Linked DNA regions of Homo sapiens: region 1 is linked to region 2. A link is a loop called in an ENCODE intact Hi-C map of the cell type or tissue named here. Cell type or tissue: CD14-positive monocyte. All regions are shown on one strand. Region 1 overlaps FBXW11 (F-box and WD repeat domain containing 11). Region 2 overlaps EFCAB9 (EF-hand calcium binding domain 9).

Region 1 (5,000 bases), 270 kb before region 2:
GCAGCCACGGGGCCAGGCCAGCCCAGGAGCCGTGGGCCAGAGCAGGGCGACAGGATTAAATGAGCTGTAACATAAGTGGGCTGAAACACGTCCCACCCCCCCACCCCCGCTGATTGGTAGTGCTGCAGAGAGGAGAGAAGAGCTACAACCCTTCTGGGGCCCCAGACCTCGCCACTCCCAGAGCCAGAGTTGCGACATGCTGTAACACCCTCTTTGGGGTCACGCGGATGCTGGTGTCTCCAAAAGTTTCAAGTGCCACCGCATTCCCCCTTGTCTAGATGCCGGTGCCCAAGGCAGAAGCAGGCTACAGCACGCCTGGCCCCGGCACAGACTGAGTGCGGGATCAGGGCCAGGGCGCTAAGAGCAGCCCACCAGGCCAAGTGGGCAAGATACCTCCAACAGCAAGCCCAGGGCGGAGCGCGGCCCTGGGCAGGGGCACTGCCAGCTGCAAAGTCTCCAGCTGGCGAAGCAGCACAGAAAACATCCTGCATCACATGCATATATATAAAAATTACCACACACACACTAGGTATAAACATAAATTTCATTTCTTACATTGAAAACCCCTGAAAAACCCTGCTAAAGGTTAGCAGAGTATAATAAATCCCATACTAAAAGTTACTACCTTTTCAGTTTGCTTTCAATTCTAATTTCATCAAAAGATATTTTCACACCTCTCTAATATCTGCCATCACCTGTTTTTAACAAAAAGAGCCAGGCTACTGTTCAATTTTCTGTAAAAAACAAACAAACAAACAAACAAAAAAAACAGTATCTGGCTAAAACGTCATATGGGTTTTTGGTTTTTCGTTTTGTTTTATTTTGTTTGAGACAAAGTCTTGTCCTGTCACTCAGGCTATAGTGCAGTGGCATGATCATGGTTCACTACAGCCTCAGTCTCCTGAGCTCAAGCAATCTTCCAGCCTCAGCCTCCCAAGTAGCTGGGACCACAGGTGCATGCCACCGTGCCTGGCTAATTTTTTTATTTTTCTTTTATGGAGACAAGATCTCAGTATGTTGCCCAGGTTGGGGTTTTTTAATGGTATTTACTTTTACACTAATCTACGCCAGTAAGCACCACTGATTTTCCAGTCATGTAGTGATTACAGTTCCCTTTTCTGATTTACTTTACAAAGTAGATTTTTAAAACATGGTCAGCAGGTAAAAGAACAAATGGTGTGCAGACATGTCAAAAATTGTGAGGTTTGTACTCAAACTGCCCAAAGTCAGGGAAACACTATTTTAGAAGAACAATGATAGGGGAAAAGGCCTAAACTATTTTAAGTGGGAAAAAAGCAAGTCACAATATATCTGTACAATCTCATCTTTACAAATAAAATTTATTTTACTATTTACAAAAGCAACCATGTGCTTACAATATTATCTCTGTAATTTTTATTTGATTTTTGCTTACTTATCCTACCTAAATTTTCCTTAAAGTACACACGTATCTTTTTAACAGCAAGGAAAAGTGATTTTGAAGTTAAACTTTAAAAGTAAGTAAAAGATTCACACCAAGACCCCAGATATATATGCTGTGGTCTAGGGAAACAGAAACTCTTACTGAAAGGTCCAGCAGTGCTGTATTCCACTTGACCTCTCTGTGCCTATGTCCTCATCCACAAAACTGAGGTGAAAACAGGGCCTCCCTGGCAGAGTAAGTGAGAAAATTTTAAGAGATAATCCTGGCACCCAAGCAGGGCTCTGACACAGTTTGCATCTGTGTCCCCACCCAAACCTCTTGTCAAATTGTAATCCCCATTGTTGAAGGTGAGGCCTGGTGGGAGGTGACTGAATCATGGGAGCGGTTTCTCATGGTTTAACACCAACCCCCTTGGTGCTGTCGTGGCATGAGTGAGTGAGTTCTCACGAGACCTGATTGTTTAAAAGTAGCACCTCACCACTCTCTCTTCCTCCTGCTCCGGCCACACGAAGTGCCCGCTTCCCCTTCGCCTTCTGCCATAATTGAAGCCAAGCAGACGCTGCCATGCTTCCTATATAGCCTGCAGAACCATGAGCCAATTAAACCCCATTTCCTTATCAATTACCCAATCTCAGGTATTTCTTTATAGCAGTGTGAGAACAGACTAATAGAGGCTCCTTTAGTCAAATTTAACTTCCATAAGGCAGAGATATTTGGTTGTATTATTCAATCTGTATCCTTAGCACTTAGAATAATTCCCAGCATACTACTTAAGTACAGAGGTATAATAAATATCTATTGATAAATATTAGCTACACACTTCAGTGCAGTGGGAAAAGAATGGTCTTTTAAATAAAAGACTCTATCAACTAGATATTCTTAACATATTTTGGGCCCTACCCTCTCACATGCATACAAAGAAATACAAAAAAAAATCCATTCTAGATAGACTGAAGATCTAAGTGTAAAAGACAAAGCAGTAAAGCTTTTAGAAGAAGCCATAGGACATCCTCAAGACCTGGGAATAGGCAAAACTTTTTTAAACAATACACAACTGCTAACCACAAAGAACAATGTAATAAATCAGACTATATTAAAATAATTTCTGTTCATTGAAAACATTCAGAGATTGAAAATGCTTGAAAACTGATTTATGGTGATGATGCATCACTGGACTACATATGTGGATTAGTTTTGTGATATGCAAAATATACCACAATATACCTCAATTCTTTCAAAGGAACTAGATGTAGAAGAAAAAAGGCAACTTACAGAGCAAGAAAAGAGTGGCAATACACACAGAATTTTTTTTAACTCACTTCAAACCAAGGAAGAATCACAATCACACACATACTAAATTTTTAAATGAGCAAAAGACTTCCACAGGCACATCACAAAAGAAAATACACAAATGAAGTTTTTTTAAAAAGGAAAAATCAACCAAAATACTGCCACCTAGGGATGACCACTGGACCATTTTGGTACACAGACTGAAAACTGCATATATGTAAGTGAAAATTGTTTAAAACATGCTCTTCGGTTAACTGTTTTTTCCATGTGTCATGCACATCTTTCCACATCATTGTAGTTCTACGTTTTCATTTTTAAGGGCTACAGTTCACTTCATCCCATAATTTCCTTACTCAATACAAGTAGTAACAAACATTACATTTTTTACTATTAAACACAACACTGTAATGAACCTTCATGCCTACTCTGACAATTACCTCTTGGTCAAATTTAGAAATCCATGAGATCCAAAAGGATGGCTGAACTGAATTTCCTTTGCGAATTCCTTGACTAATAATCATTTGTTTTCATCAGAAAAGACTTCATACTACAAGTTATTAAATCTAAGGGTCAATTCTTATTCCTCCTATTTCTTCACCGATCAGCAAGGTTGAGCACTTCCATCTTCTTGATATACTTCATTCACTTGGCTTCCAGGACTCTGATCTAATTCTCAAACCTTCACTACAAGAAACGTTAAAGTTCTTCAGACAAAAAGAAAAGAAAAATTGGATATAGTAAAGGAATGAAGACATAACTGAAAAGAAAAATAGTAAAAATGAGAGTGCATATACATTAATTTCTTTTCTTTAAATTTATAGAAAATATGACTAACTGAAAAGTATAAAATATTGCAGAAAAAATCAAAGAGACAAATAATAGAAAACACAATTCATGTTCATGGATTGCAAGACTTAATATTAAGATCTTCGTACCACCCAAAACTATCTACAGATTTAATGCAATCCCTAAAAAAACCCAACGATGTTTTTTGCGTAAGTAGCAAAATCAACCATAAAATTCATTAGCAATCTCAAGGGACTCAGAACAGACAACATAATCTTGAAACACAAGAATTAAACTGGACTTCAATCAGCTTTGAAAAGCTGGTTTCAAAATTTACTACAAAGCTATTGTAACCAAAACTGTGGAACTAGCATGAAGACATATGTATAGACCAACGGGACAGAATGGAAGATTGTAATCGGTGCATTTCAAGCATTTGACAATATTCAACATCTATTCATGCTTAAAAACACTCAGATAACTTCCTCAATATGATAAAGGTCATATAATGAAACATCATCATACTTAATGTTTAAAGATGGAACATTTTCCCCTTGTCCTGAAGGACAAAGCTAGAATATCCATTCACACTTCTAGTGTGAATTCAAATTTGTGAATTTGAGCCGGGCACAGTGGCTCACACCTGTAATCCCAGCACTTTGGGAGGCCAAGGCAGGCAGATCACTTGAGGTCAGGAGTTCAAGACCAGCCTGGCCAATGCAGTCAACCCCCGTCTCTACTAAAAATACAAAAATTAGCTGGGCATAGTGGCATGTGCCTGTAATCCCAGCTACTTGGGAAGCAGAGGCAGGAGAATCACTTGAACCTGGGAGATGGAGGCTGCAGTGAGCTGAGGTCGTGCCACTGCACTCCAGCCTGGGTGACAGAGCAAGCTCCATCTAAAAAAAAAATAAAAAATAGGCTGGGCAGTGGCTCAAGTCTGTAATCCCAGCACTTTAGGAGGCCAAGGTGGGTGGATCATTTGAGGTCAGGAGTTCAAGACCAGCCTGGCAACATGGTAAAACCCCATCTCTACTAAAAATATTTAAAAAATGAGCCAGTGTGGTGGCACGCGCCTCTAATTCCAGCTACTCAGGAGCTGAGGCACAAGAATCACTTGAACCCTCAAGGAGGAGGTTACAGTGAGCCAAGATCGCACCACTGCACTACAGCCTGGGTGACAGAGTGAGACCTGTCTCAAAAAAAAATAATAATAAACCAATCAATAATTTAAAAAATTGAAAATTCGTGAACTTGAAATTGAAAATCACAAGTTTCACTATAGTCAATGCAACAGAGCAAGAAAAAGAAATAAAAACATAAATAACAAAAAGAATGTAGATGGTATGACTGTCTAACTAGAAAATCCTGCTGAATCTACAAAATAAAAGTGATGGGATGGCCGGGCGTGGTGGCTCAGGCCTGTAATCCTAGCACTTTGGGAGGCCGAGGTGGGCAGATCACGAGGTCAGGAGATCGAGACCATCCTGGCTAATGTGGT
Region 2 (5,000 bases):
TTCAGCCGGGAGGAGAAAATTGCAGACTCTGGTGGAATCCTGGCTCCACACCCATTATTCCTTGGTGATGTGGATAACACGTCATCGCCCTCTCTAAGTCTCATTTTCCTCATCTAGAGGTGAGGCTTCTCATAATGGAGTCCATCTCATAGTTGGAAAAAAAAAAGATAATGAGAGTATGGCAAATGCTTAGCACAGTGTCTGACACATCGTAAGGACTTAATAAGTGTTTGTTATTATTGTAATTATTATTCTTGGGAGCTGAGCCCCACTCAGGCATTAACTCTGGAGACCCCTCAGCAAGATTTATCTGTCATGTGGGAAGTTTGAATCTGATGAGCTGCAGGATCCCTTCTACTTATTGGTACTTGTGAATGACCAAAAATAAATAAATAAATAAATAAATAAATAAAAATAAATAAATAAATAAATAAATATAAAAGCTGCAGATCTCAGCCATGCTTGTTGAGTTCACAAACTAATAGAAGTCCAATTAAACACTTGAGGTTATTTTTAGGACTGAGTAGAAATAAGGTATCCTATCCATTCACTCGTTCTGACCTCAGAGAGAGAAATGTCATCCGTGAGTAAGGGGTTCCTCCGTCATGATTTTAAGGAGTTCATTCAATTTTTAAAAACAATTAAAAAAGAACACCTTCTTTCTCTCTTTACATAGAGATTTATGTACAGTGCATTGCCAAATCTTCGCAATAACCCTGCCCTAGATAAGGCAGCTGCAGGGGACCTAGTTGTAAATAAAAGGCTGAGATGGAAACGCAGGGCTCTCTGCCTGCAAAGCCCATGCTGAGTCTCTCTGGGATGCTTGAGGAGTTTAAGCTCCCTGGTAACCTCCCTGCTGATGCAGTACCCAGGAGGTAACGCCATGCTCATGTCTTCTGGTCACAGAGGGACTGGAGAGTGACCTGGAAGGGTGAAGGCACAGCCTTAATGTTTGCCTTCCTGTGGGGGAATGACTTAAGGTTTTGGAGACTTGGGTGAGCCAGAGTCCACCGGTTTCAAAACAGTCTTTTATTTATTTATTTATTTATTTATTGGGACGGAGTCTCGCTCTGTCGCCCAGAAGTGCAGTGGCCCAATCTTGGCTCATTGCAACCTCCACCTCCCGGGTTCAAGTGATTCTCCTGCCTCAGCCTCCTGAGTAGCTGGGACTACAGCTGTGCACCACCACACCCGCTAATTTCTGTATTCTTAGTAAAGACGGGCGGGGTTTCACTATGTTGGCCAGGCTAGTCTCTGTTGGCCAGGCTAGTCTCGAACTCCTGACCTCAAGTGATCCGCCCACCTCAGCCTCCCAAAGTGCTGGGATTACAGGCGTGAGCTATCACACCCGGCCTCAAAACAGTCTTTGTTAAGTAATTACTAAGTTGCACATGGAAACATTTCTCAAGCAGCAACTACACAAACATCACTGTGCATATATATGGTGTGTTGTTTCCAGGTGCTCATATCCAGAGAGGCGTGGAGAAGGAACATCAAGAGGCGGTCAGAAGCCCCCAAATCATGACATTGTGACTACTAATTTGCTGTGCTTTTAGCTGGCTTCAGCTGGGACTCCACATTACACAGATACGTTTTACCTATTCAGTGGAGACATTTCTTTTTTTTTTTTTTGAGACGGAGTTTCACTCTTGTTGCTCAGGCTGGAGTGCAGTGGCGCCATCTTGGCTCACTGTAACCTCCGCCTCCTGGGTTCAAGCGATTCTCCTCCCTAGTAGCTGGGATTACAGGCATGCACCACTACGTCCGGCTAATTTTGTATTTTTAGTAGAGACGAGGTTTCTCCATGTTGGTCAGGCTGGTCTTGAACTCGTGACCTCAGGTCATCCTCCTGCCTCGGCCTCCCAAAGTGTTGGGATTACAGGTGTGACCCACCGCACCTGCCCACTGGAGCCATTTCTTATGCAGGAGAGAGTTTCTGTCATCAGTGAGTAAGGGGAAACACATGTAGATAAACGTAAAAATCCCTTGTTACTGTAATTTGTACATACAACTGTAGACAGCCACACACCACTGTGTAAGTGTATTGCCATGCTTGTTTTTTTCATATTTTATTCATGATTAATGAGTGGCAGGCAAAAAACTTCTCTGTACTTGGTTTGCAACAAGATCTTGAAAATGAAAACAACAAAAAAGAAAACAACAAAAAACTTCCCAGTTCTTTAAAGAGTTTTTCAGTATTTTTTCTTCTGAATGTGTATGATTAAATATGCATTAACTAATGCACAAAAGATAGAGTTTCACCATGGAAAAAAACACCACGGTGAGGGAAATCCACACTCGAACCCCAGCTCTGCCACTTGCTATGTGAGGCACAACTTTTTTTTTTTTTTTTTAAACAGAGTTTCACTTTTGTTGCCCAGGCTGGAGTGCAATGGCACAATCTTGGCTCACCACAACCTCTGCCTCCCGGGTTCAAACAATTCTCCTGCCTCAGCCTCCCGAGTAGCTGGGATTACAGGCATGCGCCACCATGCCCAGCTAATTTTGTATTTTTAGTAGAGACGGGTTTTCTCCATGTTGGTCAGGCTGATCTCGAACTCGTGACCTCAGGTAATCCGCCTGCCTCAGCCTCCCAAAGTGCTAGGATTACAGGCATGAGCCACCGCGCCCAACGTGAGGCACACCTTTGCTGCTCAATGTGTGGTCCTCAGATTAGCCACAGCCACATCACCTAGGAGCTTGGAGAAATGGGCAGTCTCAAGTTCCATGCCAGATTTCTTGAATCAGAATCTGTAGTTTTATAATATCCCTCAAGTGACTGGTATCCCCATTACAGTTTGAGAAATGCTAATATAGACTAATTGATATCTGAGACTTACTATAAAGGGTATTGTGTCTGGTGTTGGTTCCTTCTGGTGGGTTCGTGGTCTCCCTGACTTCAAGATAAAGCCACAGACCCTCGCGGTGAGTGTTACAGCTCTTAAAGGTGGCACAGACCCAAAGAGTAAGCAGCATCAAGATTTATTGTGAAGAGTAAAAGAACAAAGCTCCTACAGCATGAAAGGGGACCCAAGCAGGTTGCCGCTGCTGCCTGGGGTGGCCAGCTTTTATTCCCTTATTTGTCCCTGCCCACGTCCTGCTGATTGGTCCATTTAACAGAGTGCTGATTGCTCCATTTTACAGAGTGCTGATTGCTGCATTTACAATCCTTTAGTTAGACACAGAGTGCTGATTGGTGCATTTACAATCCTTTAGCTAGACCTAGAGCACTCATTGGTGTGTTTTTACAGAGTGCTGATTCGTGCATTTACAATTCTTTAGCTAGACACAGAGTGCTGATTGTGTGTTTTTAAAATCCTCTTGCAAGACAGAAAAGTTCTCCAAGTCCCCACTCGACCCAGGAAGTCCAGCTGACTTCACCTCTCAGCATGATGCCACTTTCTCTGTAGGGTTGTCAGGATTTAGTGAAATGTGGCATTTAAAGTGCCTAACATGGCTGGGTGCACTGGCTCACACCTATAATCTCAGCAGTTTGGGAGGCAGAGGCAGGTGGATTGCTTGAGCCCAGGAGTTCGAGACGAGTCTGGGCAACATAAGGAGACCCCATCTCTACAAAAAATTAAAAAATTACCTGGACATGGTGGCATGCACCTGTGGTCCCAGCTACTTGGGAGGCTGGGGTGGGAGGATCATTTGAGCCTGGGAGGTTGAGTCTGCAGTGAGCTGTGAATGTGCCATTGCACTCCAGCCAAAAAATAAATAAAAAATAAAGTGCCTAACACATAAGGTGGTAAATAAGGTTTGGTCCCTTCCCCCTACAGCCAGATGCATTTGCTTTATACAAGCATGAGGCACATCAAGGCGTTTATAGACGGGGAATGACTTTTGTTGTTGTTGTTTTTGAGACGGAGTCTTGGTCTGTCGCCCAGGCTGGAGTGCAGCAGCACGATCTTGGCTCACTGCAACCTCCGCCTCCCGGGTTCAAGCAATTCTCTGCCTCAGCCTTCCAAGTAGCTGGGACTACAGGTGTGTGCCACCACGCCTGGCTAATTTTTGTATTTTTAGTAGAGACAGGGTTTCACCATATTGGCTAGGCTGGTCTCAAACTCCTGACCTCGTGATTTGCCCGCCTTGGCCTCCCAAACTGCTGGGATTACAGGCATGAGCTACTGTGCCTGGCCGAAGGGGAATGATTTTGTATTCCTCATTTTAATTATCTCAAGGGAAAGGCAAAGGAAAAATGTCAGCATCTCCAAGAAAGTGTTCTCAGTCCCCAGTGAGAATTAAGCTCTCCTTTCATACATAAGGAGCACTTTGTGCCCATTTTATATGTTAGCGCCTTGCCTTTTATCAGTGCTGTGTACATATCTGTCTGCTCCATGGAGTGTGTGAGCTGGGGGCAGGAGCCAAGCCCTGTCCACGATCTCATTCTCCACAACTCCAGGTCCAGTGCTTTTCCACAAGCTCAAGGGCGACGAAGGTTTCAGGAACTATAGAAAGTACAGTGGCAAAGCCAGAAACAAAATATTATCATCATTCTTCCTAGATCAATAAGCTTCCAACATCACTACCATTTACATGGCTTCTAGCTGTTTAGCATTTTGGAACTATATCCAAATAACACATCTCCTCACCTGCCCACCTTAACAGATGTGCTGTTCTATCACTTCCTTCATCATGTGACTGACTTGAAAAAGGCACAGATCAACATTGTGTTTGACATGCTGGACTGGAACGCTGTGGGCGAGATCGACTTTGAGAAGTTCTACATGCTGGTGTGCATGCTGCTGGCCCACCAGGCAAGTAGCCGCGCGGCTGCTGCCATCCTCTTGCTAATGGGAGCACTGAATTAGGAATGCATCAGAAGTTTTCCTCCTTTCACTAAAAAGAGGAAGAAAAGATGGGTGGTGGGGAAAATGAGTTTTGGTTCCCGAATGGTTCAGGTTTTTCAACAGCTTCTCCCTGAGGCAGCCCCAGCCTCTTGGCCGCCCTCCTACTCTGCCCACCCTCGTAAAGGACAGATGTGGCCCATCGCATCC

Evidence for each region. Peaks named below come from ENCODE experiments on the same cell type or tissue, not always from the same donor. Only the 100,000 strongest peaks of a DNase experiment are listed, where the experiment ranks them.
Region 1: it touches region 2 in a loop (5-fold over the local background); 47 of 110 quality-filtered maps call a loop at or near these places.

What each region holds. Positions count from the first base shown.
Region 1 is chr5:171,924,671-171,929,670 of GRCh38, forward strand. All of the region lies in intron 2 of FBXW11 (F-box and WD repeat domain containing 11), which reads right to left. Among named protein-coding and RNA genes, the nearest start is that of FBXW11, 79 kb to the right of the region's middle. RefSeq lists an enhancer at 1,532-1,591. In CD14-positive monocyte, a CTCF peak has its summit at 2,860 (motif pointing left); no DNase peak of the experiment used is centred here.
Region 2 is chr5:172,194,772-172,199,771 of GRCh38, forward strand. EFCAB9 (EF-hand calcium binding domain 9) reads left to right here. Exons shown (of 4, transcript NM_001171183.2): 2 at 4,612-4,760. Among named protein-coding and RNA genes, the nearest start is that of EFCAB9, 3.1 kb to the left of the region's middle. In CD14-positive monocyte, no CTCF peak of the experiment used is centred here; no DNase peak of the experiment used is centred here; H3K27ac peaks cover 298 bases.